Linked DNA regions of Mus musculus: region 2 is linked to region 1. The links are chromatin contacts, found by POLR2A ChIA-PET in ENCODE. All regions are on one chromosome and are shown on one strand. The core of a region is the stretch at or near the end of the contact, and the rest is flanking DNA. Distances in the headings are between cores, read along the strand shown.

What was found. ChIA-PET counts read pairs that join two places held with the same protein, here RNA polymerase II (POLR2A).
Region 2: POLR2A ChIA-PET joins it to region 1 with 10 read pairs in Patski. The contact joins the promoter of Adk here to the promoter of Zswim8 in region 1. POLR2A ChIA-PET finds 5 or more read pairs at or near these places in 2 of 5 experiments (Patski and embryonic stem cell).

What each region holds. Positions count from the first base shown.
Region 1 is chr14:20,703,618-20,710,376 of GRCm38, reverse strand. It overlaps Zswim8 (zinc finger SWIM-type containing 8), which reads right to left and starts at 2,825. Exons shown (of 26, transcript NM_027996.3): 1 at 2,321-2,825. The coding sequence starts at 2,528. Chchd1 (coiled-coil-helix-coiled-coil-helix domain containing 1) reads right to left here. Exons shown (of 3, transcript NM_025366.3): 3 at 5,952-6,256. The coding sequence ends at 6,143.
Region 2 is chr14:21,048,058-21,054,634 of GRCm38, reverse strand. Adk (adenosine kinase) reads right to left here and starts at 2,061. Exons shown (of 11, transcript NM_134079.4): 1 at 1,935-2,061. The coding sequence starts at 1,996. Ap3m1 (adaptor-related protein complex 3, mu 1 subunit) reads left to right here and starts at 2,193. Exons shown (of 9, transcript NM_018829.4): 1 at 2,193-2,495.

The DNA of each region.
Region 1 (6,759 bases), core at 1,576-4,075:
GAGATCAGCCTGCCTCTGCCTCCCGAGTGCTGGGACTAAAGGCATGTGCTATGACACCCAGCTATGTTCTTAAGTTTAAATGTTATATTTTTATTATATGTCTGTGTGTGACTTCGTGCGTGTGAGTATAGGAGCTCGTGGAGTGCAGAAGAAACTGTCAGATCCCCTGGAGCTGGGATTACAGGTGGTTGTCAGCCATCACACACGGGTGCTGGGAATTGAATGAAGGGCCAAGAAAAGAGCAGCCAGCACTCAGACCCCTTCTTGTTAGGTATAATGACCCTTAAAACTCCTTTTGGGAGAGGGGAGATGGGCATTCTCCAGCCGCACACAGTCAGGTGGCCAGCCCTGGCCCAGAACAGAAGATACCAGGGAGATTCTAGGAAACTTCTGGCCAGATAGGTGTGTTCTAGGACTCGAGTGGGTGTTCCATCTCCTCAGTACCAAGTTTCCCACATTCTCCGTTTGGATTCCTATTACACTGCACTGTCTCTTTGGCATTCACCTCTGGCTGCCTTTTTACTTATCACCTTTTCTCTCAATGACTGCAGGGCCCCCACTAAGGAGGAAAGATGAGCCAGAACTCAGAAAAATTAGGGGCCCCAAGAGGCAAAAGAGCCTACAAGGCCCACACAGCCTGACTTCTCATCCTCAGAGCCAGGGGGAGCTGAGTACCCTGGGGCACCTGGCTATTGTGCCTGAGCTCCCCTGGAACGGGAAGGAGTTAGCACTCGAGGTTTTTCTACACTATTTTAACAAAAAGCAGTAGTGATATAACAGACTACAGACCTCACAGCAAACAGTTACATTAGAAGACTGATTAAAAAAAAAATCACAGAACAGAAAAGAACCTTTTAAAAACAACAGCAACCTTTTTAAGAGCAAGCAACTGAAGGTGGCTGAGGAGGGCATGGGGAAGAAATGGTATATTCAGTCCAGATGTGAAGGTTGTTAAGGGAGGGTTAAGACCCTTCCAAGCTGTACAGCCAGATCCTCTCAAGAGGCTAGCAGGCAGGGAGGGAAGAGAGAGGGCAAAGATCTTAACCTATGCTGGACCGCACCAACATGGTGAAACTCTTTCCCTCCATGTTCTTAGTTACTTCCCCCAAAGTGAGAGAACCCACATTCTCACATATAAAAGAAGCAGGGAGATCACAAAAGATTCCCATTGACGCTGCTGTGACCTGCACATGTGTGTGCGCGCGCACACACACACACACACAGATGCTTTCTCTCCTAACAGAAGCTGAATACTACCCTCCCAGAAAGTGGCATAGGCGAATTCCTCTGGATCCTAAAGGGGCACCAGAAATCTCTGCAGCTTGCAGAACAGGTCTTTTGGAATGGCCTAGCTAAAACACATACATTAACCCTTTCAACTACTGAAGAAAGCCAACTTGCACCAAGGCCCAGGGCAAAACCTGCCTTGGGCTGAGTAGGGAAAAGATTCTAAGCCTCTGGGTTTCTTTCATCTTTACTCTCCTTTCTACCCGCTCCAAAAGCAAAATTCTCATAGCACTAACACATGACTTCACATGACGACCAAGAATGAAGGGAACACAAAGGAAAGGTGCTTCATGAGGACAGCCCTCCTCAGACCTCAGATATAGAAGTCCAAGGCTCCACCCACTGGTCCCAGACTTTGCTTCTAACAGATGCCAAGAGTCTGGTTTAACCCTATGAATTATAGCATCTCTTCTCACAGGCAAGTTCACTTCCACGTTCCTCTTGGTGGAATACTTTCTTGGTGCAGTTTATGAGGGGAGATTAACATCCTGGAAGCAAAGCAACCCATGCACCATCCCATAGAGTGACACACCTCACGTGATCACCTTTTAACAATCTGCGCCTAACCGCATTCTCTCCTGCCTACTTCTGGTATACTAAAGGCCAAATTCCGTTAAGCATTCTTAAAACAGAGAAGGGGTATTCTCCCGTATTTGGTCTCTAAGGCGTAACGGAATAACAAAAGATCTTTCTGGCCAAGCCAGGATGTTCTTTGCCACAACACAAGCTTATGTGAACGCGCGCCAGTGAGTGTATTCATTCTTCCTTCTCTCTCTCTGTCTCTCTCTCCTTCTCTCTCTCTCTCCTTCTCTCTCTCTCTCCTTTCCTCTCCTTTCTCCCCTCTATATCTTTCTACCCCCCACGCCCCGGCTCTGCTGTTAAGATGCCACCCCGTCCCTGGAAGGCCAGGGAAGCGAGTCCTGAAGTCTGCTCTAAGCTTGGGACAGCTCCCGGTCCGGACAGCTCCCAAGCAAGGCCCAAGCGGGACCAGCTTGCTCCCCTCCCCCTCGCAGTCTTCCCCGCTCATCCTCACCTCGCGTTCTGGTACCGCCACTGCCACCTCCGCCACCGCCTCCAGTGGGGGAATTGGGCCCCGCTGACTGTTTGCGCCATCCTCGCCAGTTCTGGCAAAGGCTCTCGGCCTCGGAAATGAACGAACAGAGTGAATCCTCCTCAAAGCGGTCGGAATCCTCAAACGAGAAGCGCTCGCCGTCCTCCCACTCCGCGAACATCAGCTCCATGGGGCCCGCACCCCCCGGGGCCGGGTCTCCCCCCGCGGATCCGGGGCCTGGGCCGCCGGCCGGGGACTGAGGGGAGGCCCGGGGCCTGAGGGGCGAGCCGGGGCTGGGGGTGGCCGGGGCGCTCAGGGCGGCCGTGCCGGGCAAGGATCTCGGGCCTGGGAGGGACACCGGGCCGGGCCTCACCCAACAGCGAGGTGCGAGCGGGGATTGTGGCCAGCCTGCGAGACTCGAGGCCGGGACGAAGCGCTGGGCGGCCAGGGCCTCTAGGCGGCTGCGGCGCCGCCTCCCCCATCAGCTGATCCGAACTTCCGGCCGCGCCGGCCATCACTACTTCCGCCCTCGCGTGCTCGAGGACTGGACCGCGTACGGGCGGGTGTAGGGGACATGTGTGTGCACTGCCTGCAGTTTTCTCGAGCCCACTCTCACACACAGCTCCCAAAGGAATAGGAACGGGTCACAGATTCCAGCAATTACTTGGTACCCATAGTGTCCCCAAAGAAGTGGACACCGTTCACATCGAGAATCGCTGGCTGTCAGGGGACCGTGCAGTGACCATTGGATAGGTTATTGTCACGCTTCGGGGCTAGGCCTAGGCCGCATTGCCTTCTGGGAGTTGCAGTCCAAAGCCTATAATCCAGCCACTTTAGCTTTCTAAAGGGGAGCGCCAGGAAAGAAAGCATTTGATTTCAGGAAATGGATGGATGTCCTTTTCCTCCGTACTGCTTTTGAATCTGGGGATTTTTAATCTGCGAGTGTGCGTGTGCGCACGCGATGAAGACCTTTTATCAGTATAGTGAAGTCCGTGGATGCCTTTCACCTTGCCTGATTGTTTATGAATTACACATTAATTGGGTTTAAATACAATTATTGAGACATATAAAACAAACGTGTTACGTAGTACTGTTTATTTATACATTAAAAGCCAAGATTGGCAGGGTATTTAACTCTTACATTTTTGGTTGTGAACCCAGCCTTTGTTGACTGAGCCACCTCTTCAGCCTCTGCAGGGTATTTAATTGATAATGTTTGCCTAGCATTTACAAGGCCCTGGGTTCTATGCCACCACCCTTGATTATTTTATATGGACACTAATGCTACTGTCGATTGTATCGTTTAACCCTGACTGAAATGCTAAATTTCAGCTATGGCTAGATATATTTCTCCTCATCCCAGTTGACAGACTTATTAGGCTAATGGGAATCTACTGACCCTCCTTAGTCTAAAGTATCCAAAACACTGAACTTCTTCATGTAACTAAAAGACCCAGCTTGCAGAACCAGGCAATTATAGTGGAATACACGACTATAGGGAAATCTAGCTATTGAGAGATGAGGAAAGACCCCTCTTCACTGCAGTAATTATCACACCTAGACCATGGAGAACTCTCATTTCTATACCACATTAATACTATAAGCTACTGCTGGGCAGCGGTGGTGCATGCCTTTAATCCCAGCACTTGGGAGGCAGAGGCAGGCAGATTTCTGAGTTCGAGGCCAGCCTGGTCTACAGAGTGAGTTCCAGGATAGCCAGAGCTAAATTTTAAACAGAGAAACCCTGTCTTGAAAAAAAAAAAAAAATTCTATCGGCTATTAAGAAAAGGCTAATTTGGTTGTGCCTGGAGGGGCAGAACATATATAAAATCTCACACAATTATTCCTACTACCAGAGGACAGTAAATACTATCAGCAAACCGGAGAATGTAAGAAAAAAAAAACAACAACAGTAATTTACAGTGAATTGCCCACCAAATCTTAGTCATACCACTTGGGAGAATTAAGTGGAAAGTCACTGAAATATTGAGACATGATAATCTACTCTACCTGATTATTTAATAGAAAAAGGAAATAGTTGCCAGAGGGGACAGGAAAAAAAATTACCTTCACATTTCTTAGGTAAAAGTTAATGACCAAATTTATAAATAGTACTGCTTACTTTTACATTAAGCAAGACTGGGCAGAGTATTTAAATCATTGGTAATTTTTACTTTTAATTTTCTTTGGGGGGGGGGGCGTTTCACTGTGACATGTTTTCACTGTGTAGTCCTTGCTGTCCTTGAACGCTTTTTAGACCAGGCTGGCTATAACCCGGAGACTTGCCAGCCTCTGTGCTGGATTAAAGGTGTGAGCCCACAACAACCAGGCTGTTTGCTTTTTTTTTTTAAAGCAACTCTTTTTTAAAAATGATTTTTGTTTTGTTTTGTTGAGGGTCTCTTTATGGCATTGCTCAGAGATCTGCCTGTCTGCCTGCCTGCCTGCCTTCTAAGCGTTGGGGGGAAAAGGCATGTACCAGTGTCTTAGTTAGGGTTTTCTGCTGTGAACAGACACCGTGACCAAGGCAACTCTTACAAGGACAAGATTTAACTGGAGCAGGCTTACTGGTTCACAGGTCCAGTCCATTATCAAGGCAGGAACTGGCAGCATCCAGGCAGGCATGGTGCAGGAGGAGCTGAGGATTCTACATCTTCATCTGAAGGCTACTAATGGAAGACTGACTTCCAGGCAGCTAGGATGAGAGTCTTAAGCCCACTCTGACAGTGACACACCTAATCCAACAAGGCCACATATCCATATATCCACATATCCACTCCCTGGGCACCTATACAAACAGAACCCACCATATCCAACAATTTTTTTTTTATCGTATATATCTGTCTCTAATTGCACTGCTATCAGGCTCCCTGGTACTAGTTGCAAGAAGCTGTGAGGCAGCTAGGATGGTCACTGTGGAACCCAATGTCAGTCCTCTACAAAAGTAGCAAGTACCCTTAAATGGAGTCAGCTCTCCAGCCCCTAAGTATATTAACTGTACAAATAAAATAATATGTATCTACAGAATCTCTGGGTATCAGTATATGCACTTGCTTCAGTAAGCACTTTGGACAGACTATTTGTGAAGTATGCCCTCACTGAATACAGCTGATGGCAAAAAGGCTCTGCATACACAGACTTCATTGCTACTTATGTATCTAAAAGCCAAAGGACTAAATGATGTAAAGGACTTGAAAGGCAACAAAAGACATTCAGACTTGCTCATCAAAAGCATATTTGGACTGGGCAGTGGTGGCGCATGCCTTTAATCCCAGCACTTGGGAGAAAGAGGCAGGCGATCTCGGAGTTTGCGACTGGCCTGGTCTACAGAGTGAGTTACAGGACAGCCAGGAATACACAGAGAAACTCTCTTTCAAAAAAGAAAAAGAAAAAAAACAAAAAAAAAACAAAAACAAAACAAAAGAAAGGAAATGAAGAGCATCCCAGGAATAAAGAACTTCCAGGGTTTGGGGAGATTATAGAGCCCAAGAAAGGACGTGCTCAGGTTGGCTCAGAGGTTGGGTGCTTGCCCAGTGAAGGGAAAGGCAGAGATATTCCTCTTCAGGATGGGGCTGGAGGTGTGAGGAGAAGCAGCTAATTAGAAGAAATGGCCAACTTCTTTTTAGAGGATTTTATTTCAAGACAGCATCCAGAATACGATTCATTCAAAAGAGCAAAATTAAGTATTTTGCCTCATTTTACCCTTCAAAAACTCGTAGCAATGCAAATGCAAACCGCAAACCTCCCAAACGTGCCTCTCTGTATAGCTTTTGGAAATGAGAGTTCATTGAAAATATTTCTCCATTTTCAGATGAGATGAGATTTGTTGGGAAATCTCTGTAACAACTTGGTCATCTTGTGGGGAGATAAACTCTCGGACTGTCCCAGAGACTCCTGGATTGATCTCATCTTCCTGGCTTCCTGAAAACACAACAGAAAACAGAAAACAAAAAACAAAGTCACAGTTCTTTAGCTTATTCTGACCTAGACCCATAATTTTTATAATATTCCAAACCCCAAGAGACCCTGCCTCAAGGAATAAAGTGGAAGAGGAATGGAGGAAAATTCCAGACGTTTACCTCAGGCCACCACACAGCACTGGTGCCCACAGATGTGTCCCTGCATTTTCAAGCACGCAAGCACTTACACACATACACACACACACACACACACACACACCCCAAACAAACAAACAAAAAACCCAAAGGAACAAAAAGGGGATTTAAAGGGATTGGGGATGTACAAATGATTGTTATCATCTCAAACTACTATTCTGGCTAGCAAATTAGTGAAGATCAACCTATGACAAAACTTAGCTTTTTCTCACTTTGGTGAGGGTGAGCCAGTCACAGATGAATGGGAGACTCTGTACATAATTTAACACAGGGCGGTGTGAACCATTTCTTTGCGTTTGGTTTTTTTTT
Region 2 (6,577 bases), core at 812-3,311, 350 kb before region 1:
CTTTTTACTAATTTATATGTTCTCCACTGACGAATTCTATACATTAAACTGTGCCTACAATTTATGCTGTTTTCTCTCACAGTTAAACAAAATTGGTAGAAATCTCTTAACTGCCAGGAAAATCATAGAGCAATTCAGCCGAAATGCATTATCATTCAGCAATCCTAACTAACAAAGGGAGGAACAGTCTACTCAAAGGTCTCTGCATAAAATTAAAGAATCCATACAGTCAAAATCTTTTAACTTCACCTGTGCAGAAAGCAATAGGTTAGCATTATGGAAAGTGAATTTTATTCCTCTAAATTATCTACAATTTTAAATAGACAGATATGTATATGGCTCTTCATTTTTGGTAAAATTGAGATAATTATAGAAATGGTCTTATCAGGTTGGTTTGGATTTGAGTTAAAATACGTAGAATGCAGAAACAGCACCTGGCATATACATATCTAAGTATTAATCATTACCATGGATCATTTTTAAAAATGCATACTCGAATAGAAGCATGTCTTGGATGTTGTGTAAACACACTAGAACCAAATAATAAACTTGAATCCTGATGCCCAGGGTTCGAATTTTCCTTTCTTAAATGTTTTCTTTGAGCTTCAATATCCTCACCTGTAAAATAAGGTTAATCCCTGCATTTCTTTCATGGAGGCTTCTTTATACCGTTACTTCAGATGGTAAGCACTGTTAAAATGGATCATCATAATATATAAAGTATCATTTTTATTAAAAGAAAATCTAAGGAGACAGTATGCGTTTATTCAGTGGGCGGGGCCAGAGGACAACAGAAGAACAGAATAGGTTCACTCCGTCCACCACGTGTGTCCTGGAGTCTGACTGAACTCAGGTCATCCGACTTGGCAGCAAATGCCCTTATCTGCTGAGCCATCTCACTGACCCAGATAATCTAAAATTTAAAATAAAACATCCTCAGTTTTTTGGTTGTTTTTTTTTTAATGTTTTACGTTTGTGGTATTAGACATGCACAATAACCTTCTAAGAATAATAGGCACTAAATAAACCCACTAAAAGGGACCTGCTCAGACCCATTCCACCAAGAACATGATTTGGGACCCCCCAACTTTCCTTTTCAGTTGTGAATCAATTCTCCTTTTGAACATGGAAAAAATATGTTGAAATAAATGGAATTTGCCTTGTATAATCAGTAACAGGCCCACGGTTTTAAATCAGTTTGATGCGTCTATTTTTAGGTAGCAAAATCACTGCCTTCCAATGAGCACTTCAAAGTCATCAGACACTGAGCGCGCTGGACTTTATACTTATTAGGAAGAAATTTTTTTTAAAAAAACGAACGGCTTTTTGTAAATGAAAGTTGCAACATCAATTGTGCGTCAGGTGTTGGGAGAGAGAGCTCTCCGCTCCTGCCAAATATGCAAAGGGGAAAAAAAGAAAAACAAACAAAAACTTTCCTAACCTAAGCCTGAGGTTGCTTGGGGGTCCCATGAAGGGGGTCTCCAAAGATGATTTCAGAAAGCTGACGGAAAACTCAAAACGCTCTTCTGCAACGCCTTCTGAAGAATTCCAAGAATGTTATCTTTTACCAGGGTCCAGGAGGCGCCGGGCGCCTTCCCGCTAAATACCCTAGGAAAGGATGCAGCTCCAGATAGGTCCTTTGGGGTCGCGCTAGCGCGGCCCGCGAAGACAAGCACGTGGCGCCAGAGGAAGGCTCGGCCCCCGGGCCAGCAGCTCTGATTGGTCAGTGGCTGCCAGGGCCGAGAATGCACCTGAGCAGAGTCCAGAACAAGAGGGCACTGAGGGGAACAGCAGCTACGCGGGCAACTCCCCGAGCTGCAGGTCCAGCGCGTTGGCCCCACGAACGCAGCCACCAACCAGCTGCGCCAGCCCACGTGGGCCTTGGCTCACTGCGAGTGCCATCTCCCTCCTCCCCCACGTAGGGCAGCTCTCACCTCAGCGCTTGTGGCGCTTCCACCTTGAGCTTTTTGGGCTTGGGCTCGTCCGCAGCTGCCATCTTCACACTCTCACCGTAGTTTGGCTCTGCCGCGCGTCCCGCCCCTCAGTCCGGTGGCCCCGCCCCTCAGCTCGTCACCGCCCCCTTTCCACTAAGCCCCGCCTCTCCAAGCTCCGCCCAATCCGTGACTCTAGTCCATAACCATTGGCTCTACGCGCTTCCCTACAGGACCTCGATTACTACGGTAAGGGACCCCAAACGGAGTTAGGCTGCGGGTGAGCGCCTGCGCTCAGGGAGTGCCAACCTCCCCGTTCCTTCAGCCCCTGAGTAATGTGGAAGAGTCAGATCTTCAACCTCTGTAGACACCGAGCCTCTCACTGAACGCCGTTCCGCTCGTTGTGTCTATCTAGTCCAGCCGACCTCCTTGGTGCCTCTGCGGCTGCTAGTCAGGCAATCTGCTGGGCACTCCGAGCGCGGGGTCCTCGCGGCATTCTCTGCTGCTTCAGCTGCGGTGCAGAGAGGACCCGGCACCGAATCACTGAGTCGCCCAGGTGTCGGGGTGAGTGTGAGGGCGGGGAGTCTCCGGGCTGGAGACCTCTCCAAAGCCGGGGAGTAGACCGCATAGCTCCGGCTCGGGACTCTAGCCTGGGCTCCAGGAGCGTCCCCGCTGCTGTGCACCGGGGCCGCGCCTGCCCGGCACGTCCGGGCTTTCTAGCCAGCTGGGCCGGAAGGGAGCGGTGCACCTGCCACGTAGGGTTCTCGGACCCTGGACCCCAGGCACGGGAAATGTCATCTATAGTGAGGTGCAGTACCGACGACTTGAATTTGTAGGACCCCAGGTTTGGCCTTGGAGGGCAAGTCCCCTGAAGAAGCTAAGAACGCTCTCTTTATAGGGTGGCGCCTGCGTGAGCTGGCCTGGGATGGGGAAACAGTGAGTAGGGTGTTGCAGCTTCTCAGGAGACAGGTGACAGGGCTGTAAACTAAGAAGGTGGCCTGGAGAATGGAAACATAATGAGGGGTGGGCTGATTGGATGCAGTGGATTTGTTTGATATTGAAGCTTTAACTTCCTAGTTGAGAAGTTGAGTCACTGTAAAAATCCGGCGTTCTCGCGGGGAAAGAATTTTTTTTTTTTTTTTTTGGTGGCATTTGGGATTTTGACTTGAAAACACATTACACAGAAGAAAAGGAATTTTCTGCAGGCAAATATATAAATCCTTCCTCTGTATTGAAAGAAGAAAACGTGCCCCCCTTTTGAGAGAGTCCCACTGCTATTATCGTCTGTTTCTCAGTGTCTTCCTGGTTTTTAAACATTTTTTTTTTACATTTATTTGTTTGTTGTATGTGTGTTGCATGCCACAATATACATGTAGAATTCAGAGACCAACTTCTGGGCCACAATTCTCTCCTTCCACCATGAGGGTCTTAGTGCTCAAACTCAGGTCCTTAGGCTTGCTAGCAGACACCTTTTTTGATGAGCCATCTCAGTCTCCTTATCTTTGTTTTACCTACTTGCTGCTTTTAGCTAAGAACCACACTGCTATGCCGTTGCCAACATCCTACTGAGTTATCACTAAAATTACTTTAACCAACATCACCCATCACATCAAATATGACAATCATATATTCTCGGTATAGATTTAAAAAAAAAAGTCTTGGAGCTGGAGAGATGGCTTGTCAGTTAAGAGCACTAGATGCACTTTTGATGAACCAGGTTCAATTCCTGGCCCTCACACAGTGGCTGACAACTGTCTGTAACTCCAGTCCCACGGGGATCCTACTCCCCCTACTGGCCTTCTTGGGCACTGCACACTCAGTGTACAGATACATATGCAGACAGAGCACCCATACAAATACAATAAAAACTTAAAGAAAAAAAACAAAACTACTTGCGAATCAGAAAAGTTAACCCCCTTTTAATGCATAAGACATAGATATATTTTAAGTAGGCATGTGTTTTGGGGTTTTTTTTTTTTTTCTAATTTGTGTGGGAGATGCTGCAGAGAACCCAAGTTCAGGTCTTAACAACCAATAACTCCAGGGAATCTGATGTACTTTTCTGGCCTCTGCAAGTACCTGCACTCACATGACATATACAAACAGAAATACATACAAAATTAAAGTTTAAAAAACTTGGGTTGTGAGCTGCCTGAGATGGGTGCTAGGAACTGAACTCTGGTCCTCGGCCGAAGCAGTAGATGGTTTTAATCCCACCCCCTGTATCTCCAGCTTTAAGGGATCCACTGTCCGCTCCTGGTCCTCATGGACCTGCATTTACATGCACAAACCCACACTCAAATACACATAATACACATCTAAATTATTGAAAAAAAAAGTCTTATCAAACAGTCTGTAGGGAACAGTATGATTTGCTGAGGGTAAAAGACTGGAAATGTTAGATCATTGGTGGCCAGCAGTCATGGCATATGCCTTTAATCCCAGCACTTGGGTGGTAGAGGCAAGCAGACTCTTGTGTTAGAGGCCAGCCTGGTCTACAGAGTGAATTCCAGGACAGCCGAGGTTACACAGAGAAACCCTATCTTGAGAATAAAAAGGAAAATTTTAAAAAGGAAAATTGTAAAACATTTTTTGATATTTATTTTTATTACTTGTTTATTATTTGGGGTTTATTTTTATTATTTGCATTATTGTATGTGTTTGTATGTGGGTATGTGCACATGAGTGCCATGCCCATAGAAACAAAAGGCAATAGATCCCCTGGAGCTGGAGTTATGATCTGCCTGACATAGGTGCTAAGATTGAATCTGAGTGCTTTGTTTGTTGAGTTAGGGGTTCAGTTTTGTTTTGTTGTTGTTGTTGTTGGGGGTATGTTTTGTTTGGTATTTTGTTGTTGTTGTTGTTGGTTTTTCAAGACAAGATTTCTGTGTGTAACCACCCTGGCTGTCCTGGAATTCCCTTTGTAGACCAGGCTGGGCTGGAACTCACAGATGTCCCCCTGCCTCTTCCCTTGAAGAGCAAGGTATTTGGCACCAAGCCCAGCATAATCTGGGTCTTCCGTAGGAGCATGTACATGCTCTTAATCACTGAGTCATCTCCAATCTGAGAAAACCACTTCTACTCATCCTTTTAAATCTTCACAGCTTCACTTCTGTGTGGCATTCCCCTAGAAATGCATAAATATGCTTCAGATACTAAAATTCTCCAATACACTTCAGATACTAAAACCCTTCCCCATTTTTAAAATTCTGCTTCAGCTCCATCTTAGGCTTTTTTTTTTTTTTTTCCTTTTTTAGTTCCGCTTCCTTGCTATTCAAATACTGGCTTTTTCTTTCATATATGTTCCTTGCTATGTTCATAATTTATTTGGATATAACTCCTTATAATACCCATTAACAACATATCAGTCTCTTTGAAGGACTAGACTCAATCAAATACAGTGATTGAATGTACTCAGTTGAGTCAAATATATTAGGAATTGGGTCAAATTATGTATGACCAGGACTAACTATTTCAGCTGTCTTCTTATTTCTGTACAACATACCCAGACTTAAATACATTTTTTCTTAAAGCTTGTCCAAATCTCATTGTATATTTTACTCCATTCTCTTGTTAACCTTCTAGTACAGGCTCCTACTAGGGCAGTGCCTGAGAAGGCCAGAAGAGGGCACTGGACCCCCTTGGACTAGAGTTAAAGACAGTTGTAAGGGTGTCAAGCCTTGTCCTCTAACCTGCCAAGCATCCATCTCTCCAGCTCTGATCCATCACTCATCTCTTAACTGGTGTCACATAATTTGGTGACTTCTTATCCAATTTCCATAGTATAATTAGTATAATCTCTCCAGAAATGTAAATCAGATTTGCATATTTTCTCTCAAAATAAAAAATTAAATAAAATGTGGGAAATTAGTTCACTGAGAACAATAAACAAGGCAAGCCTTGCCCCATGACCAGTGGCTGTTTTCATATTCTTACCTTTTTTCCAGCATTTCTTCAACCTTAAGAGTTGCACATTTTGTTTTGGATTTCTTTCATGTATTCTCTTTGTACGTGTAACCCTTGAAGATTCCAATAGTTCACTCTATTTATCCTATCATATGAGTTGCTTCTTACTATATTTGTATTTGCAACTGACGAAAAGTATAGAAATTTTCAGTTTAGCATATCCCCAAATGCCTAATATATAAATATAGAACAGTTTGTTGAATAGGGGAAAATGGTTAAGATTCTGGTTGAGAATCAGAGGAACTAAATTCTTCTCGTTTCATATTTGTGTATGTGTACATGCATATGTGGGGGGGGGGCGGTGCATGCAACTTCAGGGATCCCCATGTGTGTGTGGATCAGAGGTTTAAGTTGGGTGACTTTGTGGTTCTCCACCTTGTTTCCTGAGGCAGTCTCACTGAACCTGGGCCTCACTGACTGGCTAGAATAGCTAGCCTGAAAGCCTGTCTCCACTCTACAGTCCCCAACCCCTTATTCCACTGTTAGAGTTACAGAAAGGAACCACCCACCACCTCCTGTTTTGATATGGCAGTGGGGATCCAAATTCAGGTTCTCGTGCTTAAATGGCAGGCTCTTTACTGACCTAAACATCTTTCCATCCCCCATTCTCTCACTGTGTATAAAGGCCATTCTGTGCCTCCATTAAGCTCTGAAAGAAACCTTGGGTGTGGTGGATGACT